2 separate regions of the Homo sapiens genome follow, and region 2 is linked to region 1. A link is a contact called in ENCODE Hi-C or POLR2A ChIA-PET data. All regions are on one chromosome and are shown on one strand. The core of a region is the stretch at or near the end of the contact, and the rest is flanking DNA. Distances in the headings are between cores, read along the strand shown.

Region 1 (3,595 bases), core at 381-2,880:
GGTGCCTTGAATCAAACAAGGGAGAATATAAGGTTCTGATTGGCCAGACCTAAGCTGCATACCCGTATAAAGTAGAGCATAGAGGGGACTCCACCAGAAACAAATGGACTAAAAATACAGGAGAAGAAAAGGGTCCCCATCCCCAGGGGAAGGGAGATAGTTATTAGAGATGGTAAATGAATACTAGGTGAATGCTGCACTGTCAAATTTAACCACAACTAAAACACTTCTTTTTCAATGATCAAACAGAAGCTCTTGGTCTTCAGGTAGCATAGGTATCCTATAAGACCCATGGCAACTTTCACGTTTATATAAATGAATGTGAATAAAGGAGAAAGGTATATGAAAAAATAAACCAAGACAGGCTTGTGATATATTTATAATCGCAGACTATCTCCACCAAGCCCACTCATATGGGCTTTATGGTCTCTCTAAAGGAATTGTGGAATCACAGCATCTCCACTTTAGGGTGGATCTGGGAACTCATCCATCCCAAGATGCCACATGGAGCAGTGCTGTCAAGAACAATGACCCCACTTTACAAAGCAAGTCTTATTTTTCCCCTTACCCTCTGTTTTAATATAAGGTGTGGCTGGTAGAGAAATGGTGAAATGAGAGGAAGAAAGGGTAAGGCTGCAGAAGACGCTGGCTTCGCCCCTGCCCCACGGAAACCTCAGAGGTAAACACAGCCTTGTCCCTTCATCTCCCTCCCCACCCCATCCCCACATGCAGACCCCACCTTTCCCTGCACCCCTCCCACCTATGCAACTTGTCCTGACTTTTACACTGGAGCCCTACCCTATTTCTTATGATAAGATACCCCAAAAAGATTCCTCCTCTGAAATAAAGATGAGGCCTGCCACAGTCATTTAGGTACTCCAAGGTTCACTGGTATCCTCTAAGTAGTCTTTACCTTTTCCCAAGGGAATCTGAGTAAGGGGAAAAAAAAAAAAGATGAGAGAGAATGGAATCATGGGGGGCGGGGGGGAATGGTGTTTATCTAAGGAGGAGCAAACTATAAAAGGGTGGGTATGAGGCACATCCTCGAAAAGAGGCTCCTACATGTTTGTGGGCATGCAGGAGGAGCTCTAGTGACCTCCTGGCTTGGGAAGGCAGAGAAATGGACTTAATGCCTGTACTTGGCGGCCAGGAAATAGTTCATTATGTTTCTGGTGGTACCTTTATGAGTTGGATCACTGCCATTAGATGATACAATTAGTTGGATTTGTAAGTTTTTGAAGGACCCAAACACTGGGAATAGTCATCAATATGGTGCTAGAGGGCTCTGACCTCAGCCCTGTCTGGTTCCAAAATTCTGTCAATAACTCCGATGAGGATATTTATGGCATATTTGTCCAATTGAGAGTTGAGGTGATGCTAGGGAGAAGAGCAATATTGTTGGATGACATAATCAGGATCATCCAAGATATGCACCAGATCCCTGATGAGACACAATGGTGATGAATGTGAAGCCTGTATTCAGGTTAAAATAAACACACCTAAGTACATGTTGGTGAAGACATACCCTAGCAACCACATATGTGAAAAGGGAATTTTGATTGACTCTGCGTGTGGTATGAGTCAGCACTGCATTGTGGTTGCGAAAAAGCAAATGTGGTCTAACGCTGCATTCATGGAAACAGAATATTTAGACTGTGGCTTATGCTAGGCTTGCCGTATTTTATGTGAAGCAGACCACACCAAAAATTTTGTGCTTAGTTCCTGACCTGACTCTAAGAGAAACACAGGCAAACACTAGGAGAGAAGGGACTGGCAGCTCCTTTGTGGTCATGGAGATGTTTTGTCTGGAAAATAGAAGGCTTCCATGAAACGTGAGAACTGTCTTTAATGAGTGATGCATTCTCCTATGGAAAAAGAGTTCCATTTGCTCTGTGTATCACCTATGACTGGACCTGGACCAATAGTGGGAATTACGGTGAGCCAGATTTCAATGCCACAGAAGACTTTCCAAAGGAACAAGGTGTCAGGATGTTGTAGAGGGAAATGTAAAGATGAGTTGTTGGATCAGATCAGTGGTTCTCAAACTGTGTTCCCCAGAGATTCCTCAAGGAGAGGAGTGCAAAGAACAGAAGCGGCTCACACACCCCACAGCAAGTAGAGCAGCTCCCCCAGTCTGCTTGCACAGTGGCCATCTGCTGCAAAGGAAAAGTTTGATTAAACAACTGGGCTAGATCAAAGTTCCCCATTCAACCCTGAAGTTCCAGGATTTAGTGATTTTTGAGATGACGTCTCTGAAGAGGCTGCCTGGAGAAGGGAGGATGCATGTGAGCTCTGCAGCCAGAATCACGAGGTTCAGATCCTTGTGCATTCATCTGTTATTGCTACAGAACAAATTAACACAAACTTAGCAGCTTAAAACGACACCCACTCACTAGCTCACAGTTGCTGTGGGTCAGAAGTCCAGGTGTGGCTTGGCTGGGTCCTCTGCTCCAGGTTTCCCAGGTTGAAATCATGGAGTCAGCTAGACCGTGTTCCTTTCTTGAGCTCAGGATTCTCCTCTCAACTCATGTGGTTGTTAGCAGAATTCACTTCGCTGAGACTGATGACTGAGGTCCCCATTTCCTTGCTAGTTGTTGGCCAGGGACCACTCTGAGCAACCTTAAGCCTATTCTCAGGTTCTGGCCACGTGGCCCCTTCCCATAGGCTGTTCACAACAGGCTGTTTGGTTCTTCAGGGTCAGCAGAAGAATCTGGAGCTTCAATTATCTTTCTTTAGGGAAAACCTGGAGCCTCTTTTAAAGAGCTTGCCTAGGCCAAATGTGGTGGCTCATGCCTGTAATCCCAGCACTTTGGGAGGTCGAGGCAGGCAGATCACCTGAGGTTAGGAGTTTGAGACCAGCCTGGCCAACGTGGTGAAACCCCATCTCTACTAAAAAACAAAAATTATCCAAGCATGGTGGTGCACACCTGTAATCCCAGCTACTTGGGAGGCTGAGGCAGGAGAATCGCTTGAACCCAGAAGGTGGAGGTTGTAGTGAGGGGAGATCGCACCACTGCACTTCAGCCTGGGACAGAGCCAGACTCCGTCTCAAAAAATAAAAATAAAATAAGTAAAAATACAAAAATTAGCTAGGCGTGGTGACGCATGTCTGTAGTCCCAGCTACAGACAGGGAGGGAGGCTGAGACAGGAGAATCGCTTGAACCTGGGAGGCAGAGGTTGCAGTGAGCCACTCCAGAGTGAGACTGTGTCTCAAAAAAAAAAAAAAAAAAAAAAAAAAAAAAGAGCTTGGCTGGGAACGGTGGCTCCTGCCTGTAATCCCAACATTTTGGGAGGCAGAGGCAGGCGGATCACGAGGTCAGGAGTTCAAGACCAGCTTGGCTAACATAGGGAAACCCCATCTCTACTAAAAATACAAAAATTAGGCAGGCATGGTGGTGCATGCCTTTAGTCTCAGCTACTCGGGAGGCTGAGGCTGGAGAATTGCTTGAACTCGGGAGGTGGAGGTTGTGGTGAGCCAAGATTGTGCCACTGCAGTCCAGCCTGGGCAACAGAGCAAGACTCCATCTCAATAAAAATGACAATAAAAATAAAAATATAAATATAAAGAGCTTGCATATTTAGGTCAGGCCCATC
Region 2 (3,662 bases), core at 740-3,239, 77 kb after region 1:
TCCATGATCCGCCTCCTCCTCCCTGCCAGTCCTATTTACCCCTTTCTCACTCTACTGGCCTTGTTTCTGTTCCTGGAACACACCAGGTACACTCTCGCATTGGGACTCTGCAGCTGCGGTTCCTTCTGTCTGGAATGTACTTTCTCCAAATATCTGCATGGCTGGCTCCCTCACCATCAAGTGTCACCTTCTCAGTAAAGCCTTCTCTGACCACTAAACTTAACACTCAGACCCCCTTACCCCCAGCATTTCCTGTCTCCCTTCCTGCTTTATTTTTCTCCATAGAACTTATCACCCTCTAATATACCATATAAATTAATAATTAGATATAATTATATATATAAGATACACATTTATATATACAAATTATATATAGTTCCTTTGGTTTATTGTCTGTCTGTATTTAGAAATTCCACAAGGTCCAGAATTTTTGTCTGTTTTGTTCATTGCAGTATCTCTAAAATCTGGAACATGGTAAATAATAAGTACATATGGAATGAAGTATTGGTGTGTGCACGGTGTGTGTGTGGGGTGTGTGTGTGTGCCTGTGTGTGTACGTGCTGGGTTTCATAGTGTAGGTCACATTCCAAAAGGCTTGTATGATACCGCCTTGGAGCATACTTGGACTACCTCTGGGCTTACTAAGAGTGAAGACTGAAAAGCAATTACGGTACAGACACCCAACAGTCCTCATGTCTTACAGGCTGGGTGCCTGGAACAAATGATGCCACTGGTAATTGCTATTTGAAATATGTGTATATGTGAGTGTAACTGATTTACACACAAGAGGGTTGTTCCCTTGGGGGACCACCAAGGCACCATAAATTGGCAAGAGGAAACAGGCAGATCAGAAAAATCATAAAATTTTAAGACCCTCAGAGATGATCTGGGCCAAACTAATAATTCTACACATAAGCATCAAAGTCACAAAATGATAACATAATTTGCCCCTGGACACACAAAAAGTAAATGCTGAGAAAGAACTACCATAGACTTAGGTCACGTGACCCCTCATCCAGTGATCTTTACGCACCCTGGCCCATCACAAAACTGAAAAACAGGAATCTGCTCTCCAAAACCCTCTGCCTGTTCCCTTTTCCTTGGGAATAACCTGAAATTATTTCTCCAATTAGGCACCAATACATTTATTCCACTGGACTTGACCGTTTGTAGGAATCTCTGTTTTAAAAACAAAGAACTGCTAATGATCACTATTTCTCATAAATGAAAGCCTTAAAAATTCCCTCCCATAGCAAGCGGCAGTGGGCTGAATCATCTACTATTATTCCCTGCCTTTCTAATAATATAGTTCCAACTTACATCAGGCGCAGGGATGTTAAAGCCTGTCAAGAATCAAAACCTTCAACCCTCACTGTCCTACTTCTCATTAGAGCTAAAGACTCTATCCAGTTTTAAATTAATGGATTTATATTTTTTTCATAACCATAAAACAAAGTGCTTCAAACCATAAAGCACTAACAAGTGAAAACAACATATGAGTTGTCAGTCATCTTAATGTAGTAGGTTAGCAGAACATTTTTTTCAGGGAGTGATATTATTACTAAGTGAATAGTTGCACTAATTGCTTGGCTCTCAACTAAGACTATAATAAGCTTTTTGACTATGAGAGGCCATGCGTCTTGGAATTCTCAGTGTTTTGTTGGTGGCCTTAGAGACTCTAAGGGCTGAGGACATTCATGACATAATTGTGGCGGATGTTCTTGGTTCCCTCTTCCCCCTTAACAGAACCCTGTTCCGTTCAGGCCTCCTCACCCCTTCAGGAGAGGCTGGACCATCTGCACTCCAGGAAGGGGGTCACAACTGGACTAAGTACATCCAGGGAATCCTATTCCCTTGCCAGTGATTGGTTCACACCTAAGCATATGACAAAGCTGTAGCCAATGAGGCAAGGGGAACTTTGCTGGGGGGTGGGGGTGGGGCAGGTGTGTCTGAGAAAGTCTTTTTTATCTTCCACAGGGTGAGGAGGAAGAGATTTCCCCTTCTCTGTTTCAGATATGATCCCAGGGGACTGCTATTGTCATCTTGACCCTGTAAAGACAGTGAGGCTGAGGACAAGGCCCCCCGACCAAGAGGGCAGCGCTAAGAGAAGGAGACAGAGCCAGATACTGCAGTGTCTACAACCACGGTACCTCAGCACTTTGTTTTAGAGTTTTCTGTATTTGCGGTGAAACGTCCTAATCCTTACAATAATTGCATCCTGGAATGGTCTGGTCAGGATGTGAGGAGGTGTGAATGTGTTATATGTGTTGGTGTTAGCATGAGAAAAGTTTGAGTGAACAGCAGGTCCCAGGAACAGTGAGTCTTTTGTTAGAGATGGCTTAGCCCGTGACATTAGAAAGCAGGAGGAGCAAAGTCTAAAATCTGATATGTCAGGGGAACCGCAGAGGCCAGCGCAAGGCACAATATCATCCCCACGTGTGCTGCTGTCATAGGGTGCCCAGGGTGGCCAGATTTCACCTGAGGGAAGACACAGAACAACAGAGTCACTGTAGCCCGTGCCCACTTCCTCTAGGGGTTGCCAGGAAAACACTCTGAATGAGACCTTAAGGAAGAAGTTCTAGTACTTGCTTTGTCTTCACACTCCCGTGAAGGGGCATTTATTTGTATTTTGTGGGGGTGCCTGTCTCAGGTGTCCTATGGGAAAAAGGAGGAAAGGCCATGAACAACTTGAAGGGGAGCCAGCCATCCTATACATTCACGCAGGCCATTGGATACTGAAGCCTGCCCAAAAAGTGGCTACCCAGGGACTCAGTTCCCCAAAGACGTCTGTCTTTAGCTTCATTAATTCCATGACAGGGCCAATCTTCCTCCAATTAACAGAAAGTTTATCTACCTAGAGGAGTCTCTATACTTGGGAGGAAGAAGAGGACTTTTGCAACAACCTGGCACTCAAAACCAGCAAGTATTAAAAAATGTTCATTGACTAGGTTCCTTACAGTGAACAATACATGGTTCTAGAAAATTTACTATTTATAATCACTCATATTTTCCATGTGATCTGATCAAATGCATTTTTTCTTTACTTGTGTGGGGTAAAAGTAAATACTGTCAGAACCTCTGTGACAGCTACAAGCGTGTAAAATTTAAGTCTTTCTAACAAAGTCTTTGTAGTACAATACCGTGATCTGTTGTGATCAAAGGGTGTCGGTTCTTTGATTAGAAACAACAAAAGAGCCAGCAGATGATATCCTTGGAAACGTCTGTACAAGCATCCATCTAAGTGGGGGCATATGGAGGCAGCCACAGACACATCACTGTGCGAATAATACTCAGGAGCATCAGGCACACAGTAGAGAAACTTGCTTCCTGGATGACTCACACTCTACTTCGAGGCCATAGAGTTGTGGCCAGAGTTTAAAAAGCTGGATAAAAAGCTAATTAACTAGTCATAAGAAATGCACTAATTGCTTTGTCCAGCATTAGCAGAGGGGACCTACTGCTCTCCCTCATTCTTCAGTGAGAAGGAGGGTGCCATGGCCTTTTGGGGATACTGGGGAAGGGAGGCATTTATCTAGTGGAGGCTGAACTAACCAGCCCTAGAGAGCAAGTCTCTATGGAACTATCTGAGAAGGTCAGGGGCTGGCTGCAGAAAAAGATGAATGTGGAAATGAAAAGGGGAAGAGAAGGGGCACCCCCATGTA

What was found. A loop is a pair of places that touch in the nucleus more often than their neighbours do. ChIA-PET counts read pairs that join two places held with the same protein, here RNA polymerase II (POLR2A).
Region 2: a loop to region 1 is called in a map of A673, with 2.4 times the contacts of the local background. The contact joins the promoter of CHN2-AS1 here to the enhancer-like site in region 1. A Hi-C loop is called at or near these places in 2 of 168 maps with a recorded cell type or tissue (A673 and PC-3). POLR2A ChIA-PET finds 5 or more read pairs at or near these places in 2 of 52 experiments (HepG2 and activated CD4-positive, alpha-beta T cell).

The regions. Positions count from the first base shown.
Region 1 is chr7:29,283,571-29,287,165 of GRCh38, reverse strand. All of the region lies in intron 1 of CHN2 (chimerin 2), which reads right to left. Among named protein-coding and RNA genes, the nearest start is that of CHN2-AS1, 76 kb to the right of the region's middle. Within about 2 kb of position 1,630, at least 4 of the 41 ENCODE cell types and tissues checked have a DNase peak (open chromatin) inside an H3K27ac peak, as active enhancers do; they include PC-3, where a contact is called at or near this core.
Region 2 is chr7:29,207,297-29,210,958 of GRCh38, reverse strand. CHN2-AS1 (CHN2 antisense RNA 1) reads left to right here and starts at 1,989. Exons shown (of 3, transcript NR_120522.1): 1 at 1,989-2,146. All of the region lies in intron 1 of CHN2 (chimerin 2), which reads right to left.